Regions from separate parts of the Homo sapiens genome. Here region 2 is linked to region 1. The links are chromatin loops, found by intact Hi-C in ENCODE. Cell type or tissue: tibial artery. All regions are shown on one strand.

What was found. A loop is a pair of places that touch in the nucleus more often than their neighbours do. Peaks named below come from ENCODE experiments on the same cell type or tissue, not always from the same donor. Only the 100,000 strongest peaks of a DNase experiment are listed, where the experiment ranks them.
Region 2: a loop joins it to region 1, with 7 times the contacts of the local background. A loop is called at or near these places in 30 of 110 quality-filtered maps.

What each region holds. Positions count from the first base shown.
Region 1 is chr4:166,593,127-166,595,626 of GRCh38, forward strand. No RefSeq gene overlaps it. Among named protein-coding and RNA genes, the nearest start is that of SPOCK3, 640 kb to the right of the region's middle. In tibial artery, a CTCF peak has its summit at 1,402 (motif pointing left); no DNase peak of the experiment used is centred here.
Region 2 is chr4:166,161,373-166,163,872 of GRCh38, forward strand. No RefSeq gene overlaps it. Among named protein-coding and RNA genes, the nearest start is that of TLL1, 290 kb to the left of the region's middle. In tibial artery, no CTCF peak of the experiment used is centred here; no DNase peak of the experiment used is centred here.

The DNA.
Region 1 (2,500 bases):
TCTGTGTTACCAAAAGCTTTATGGAAATATTTACTGGAAACGTCTCACTACCCAAAAGCTTTAAAGTAACTGGAAATTTTAATAAAAATTGGACACTATTTTCAGTGATAATGTAAAAATCCTACACTCATTACTATTATAAATCTTGTGGCAAAACACTAGATTTGTAGAGATCTCATAGATAGCTTTTAAATTTTATAATGTGCACATAGAGATGGGTGGATAAATGTTCTTTTAGTAGCTATGGAAGCAAAGTCATATTAGATCACTTTATTGTCATTAACATTTTGGAACATGCTAATTTTATGTTAGACAACTGGCTAGCAGATGGATAGCAGAAAGACAGAACTTCCAAATTACACATAAATATGCTTGTAAAATGAATTAGGATAGAATAAAATAGCAGAAATAAGTAATGAAGACCCACCCAAAGGATAAATCAATATAGGTACCATACAATATTCCTTTCATTGTTCAGTTTTTATATCCAGAAAATATTCCCATCATTTAAAGTCAACTAATTTTAAATAGTATCTTACTATAACATAGAACGCATGTTGCAGTACAATCACAGACAAATGGCTTACCAGTTAAAATCCTGTGATTAAAATCCAACAGAATTCTCTTGAACTTTTGCCTTCACATCAAGCAGAGCTTTTACATTTATTTTTCATTTACCCAAACTTCTGGGTCACAATATGATAATTTAAAAAATTAAAGTGGTGACACTATAAGATGACAAACTAGGAGTTCTTTGGTTTTACTCCTCTCCGCAGAAATTCAACTAGTAGCTATCCACAGACAAGAATACTACTGTGAGTATACCAGAACTTGGAAGTGAAGCTGAGATATCCTCTCGGACCACAAAACCAAGAAAAGCCTTGATCAAATGGTAAGAGGGATGGCTGTCTTTGACTGTGTCACCGCTTCTCCAGGACAGCATAGCACCACACAGAGAGAATTTCCCCAGACTTTGAGTTTTTATAGTGGGAAAAGTGAGTTGGAAGTGAACATTCAGCTTCTGTGATCCTTCACAGGAGGCTCACACCTGATTCATTTCATAGGAAACCTTGGTTATATCAATAAGCTAAACCATCTGGGGTCAGTTAGAAACCAAGAACAGGGATGGGGCTCACAGCAACAAGCATGTAGATCTTGGTGGTTGCTCTGCATGTTAGCCAATGAAGAAAACTACCCACCAGCAGTTTTCTGCATTACACTGCAGAAAACATGGTCAGTGGGTCTTCCAGGCTTAAATCTCTGGATGGATTCCCAATACAGCCCAGGAGCTCTCATTGAGTCTTCCCCAGGTTAATTTTAGCCAGCCACTGTGCCAACCATTAAAGCCAAAAGGCTTCAGTCAGGATGGTGCCAGCTGCAGCAATCCTGGACTTAGTGTGCCCTCTAGTGCTACAACAGCTGCAGTGGTCATGGGTTTAGGGATCACAACCTGCTCAGAATGTCTGGACAGGTTTACTGTTGAGGACATTCTCAGTCAAAGCCAGACTGCAAAATCTTCAATAAATATATAATCTTTAAATGAATAGATATTGATGCACAACTAAAAGGATCAAGAACAACCAGGGAAATATTATTATATCACCAAACAGACAAAATAAGCTGCCGGTGACTGACCATAAAGTAAAAGGGATGAATTAACTGCATTCTAAAGAAATTAAAATAGCTCTTTAAAGAAAACTCAGCAAACTTAAATAAAACATAGAGTAATGCATCAGAAATTTAGAGAAATTTAAGAGATTGAAATAATAATAAAAAAACAAGCAGAAATTCTAGAGCTGAAAACACAATGAGCAAAATGAAAAATAAAATAGAGAGCGTCAACAGCAGACAGAAAGAATCTGTGACCTCAAGACAGGTTATTGGAAAACATATTGCTAGAGGAGAAAGGAGAAAAAAATAATGAAAAGTAGTGAAGAAAGCTTACTGGACTTACAGGACACAATTACAAAGGCAAATGTTTGAGTTATTGGTGTCAAGAGGGAGTAAAGAAAGATAAAGGGAGTAGTGTATTTATAGAAATAATGGTAAAAAAAAAAAAAACTTTCCAACCCTGTAGAAGGATATAAATATCCAAGAACAGGAAGGTCAAGAGTCTCCACTCAGATTCAATTCAATTAAGACTACCCCATGACATAACGTAGTCAAACTTTCAAAATCAAAGACAAAGAAAGCATTCTGATAGTAGCAAGAGAAAGAAACAAATAATATGTAAGGGAGTTCCAACACACCTAACAGCAAATTTCTCAGCAGAAATCTTACAGGCCAGAAGACAGTAGGATGATATATTCAAGGTGCTGAATGAACAAAACAAAACAAAACAAAACTGACAATTAAGAAAATAGCACCCAGCAAAGCTCCCTTCAGAAATGAAGAAGAGATAAGACTTTCTCAGATAAATAAAAGCTGAGGGAGTTCATTATCACAAGACCTACCTTACAAGAAATGCTAAGAGAGTTCTTCAAGCTAAAACATACAAAAA
Region 2 (2,500 bases), 430 kb before region 1:
AAGGGGCTGAAATATTATCACTTTCTAATTTTGTCTACTCTGTTCATTCTTCTACTGCGTATTTCTGTTTTGATTGAACTAATTATAGAATTATATATTACTGTTCTCAAAAAAATTGTTAGTGCCATGAGTACCAAGTCAGCAGCACCATAATTAAGAACTACTATTTGTTGGGTATGTAGTATGTGCTGCACAGCATACTTCGTGTTTTTCATTTATAGCATAGATCTGTAACAATACCTCATGGTAGGTTTTATTATCCCCATTTTATAAATGAAAAACTGAAGTATAATTAACTAAATCAATATAATTACTGCTGAGATCCAGTATTAAAATCCAGCCCCGTCTTTTTCCATGGCTAGCAAGTAGAAGTGTTGGATGTGAAACAAGAGTTATACAATATACTTAGATATGTAAGTAATTTAGCTTTTCCTTACAGTAATTTTTCGATATAAAAGCCAAAGAAATTTCCTTACTTTTTTTTTTCCAAGTTTATACTTCAACTCTCTTTGAAATCTAGAATAAAAAACAGACACACTGCCCTTTTTCTGTTTCACTGATATGATTTACAATTTATAGTAAGTGACTGGACACTAGGCTTACACAAAATTGTTTCCAAGTAAGGAACAATGTGACAAAGGTGTTACAAGCTCTGGCTCTCCTGGATTATGCTCAAATCCCACCTCTGGGCTTGTTAGTTGCACAACCTTGAACATTTTGTTTGAATCTTCAGTACTTCAGTGTGCCCTCAGGAAAATAAAAATAATGTTAATAAAACTAGCTCCTAGGCTTGTTGCGAGAATTAAATTAAATTATGTGAACAAAGCTTGTGGAAAAATGATATCCCATAGCAAAAATTCAATAAATGCTTAGTTATTATTCACACATGAGAATATACTAAGTATACTATCACTGTTTTAGATTTTTCTTCCATCAGATTTACTACATGAAAGTAAAATACGTAAAATCAATGCTAACTAATGTGCACAAATAATTATCTGAATGTACTATAAACAAAGACTTTGAAAACTGCAAGTCCTATCTACTTAACGAACACCTGGGTTGAGTGAACTAAATGGCCTCTATCAGAGACATCGATGACTTGCACTGAACTTTGATCTTGTCACTAAATGTCATTCATCACTGGCAATATTTCACACACCATTTGGATTTGCTTGACAAGCTATCTATCCTCATGGAAATCTACATCTTGCTCCTTTAGCTGCTCTCAGAGTAAGAGTGCTGTTACTTAACATATTATCATTCTTTCAAAACCTTGTATTCCTGGAGGTTATAAAAATAGGTAGGTGTCTGATTTAAAATTGAAAACGAAATGTGGAGCTGTTCTTACTTCCAGGCATAAAAATTACGATAGGCAATTTCCATTATTATTTGAACATAAAATTTCATTTCTTAAGGCTTTAAGCTTTTTTAAAAAAGTTTATTGCTGAATTTATTACTTTAGAGATAGAATTGCCCATTTTCTTTGTATTTGTCATCAAATACTATTAAGTAGTTAATTTTGTCAGAAAAGGTACCAGACATTGTTCAGCATAAATAAGGAGACTCAGCCTGAGCTCTTCATTAATTTCTTATTTAATTCTGTCAGCTCTCAGGTACTCAGATAGCACAAATTTCAAAACAGAAACTTTGGCATATAGGATTTAGCCATTATACTTCATTTTGTGTTTTGTGGTTAGTTTCATTTTAATGAGGTAGGCAAAGACGTTTCAGTGGATTTTTACAGAGAAAACTTGCACTTTGTACTTAAGAACACACAATTCAATCTATGTCTTTTTCTTGCCTTAAGCTCCATTTTAAAAACATCTCTGAGTTTGCTTGTGAATTGCACATAAATGTAAATTCAGTGCAGGTTTTTAAAGTTATGTTTCTCTTGAGTCCTAAAAACATATTTCACCTTAATTTTAACATTTTGGGTATTTTTAATCTCAAGATTTTATGCCCTTTGCAATTTGCATACTTTTAAGAATTTACTTCCCTACATCCCCACTTTAAACTTACTTAACACACATTTGCAAAGGGGTGGTTGCAAATGCCAAATGCACTCTATACTTGGAGTGTGTTTGTGTGTGTATGTGTGTGTATGTGTGTGTGAGAGAGAGAGAGAAAGAGAGAGAGAGAGAGAGAGATTTCCCTATCTTTGAAATTTTCTCAACATCTTCTTGCTCCTAAAATGTGGGCTAGGGGCTGGGTGCAGTGGCTCATGGCTGTAATCCCAACACTTTGCGAGGCTGAGGTGGGAGGATTGCTTGAGGCCAGGAGTTTAAGACCAGCCTGGGCAACACAGAACCTGTAAAAGTCAAAAAAAAATAAAAGAGAGAGAGAGAGAAAAGAAAAAGATAATGTGCTGTATAGGATGACCTGCCCAAGCTGTCTCTTGCCTAGTAGGCTGCTTATATCTTTAGCTGATTGTTCCAGGTGCTTATATACTGTCCCTCACTACATTACATTATTCTATGAAAGAATAAGTTAGATAGAC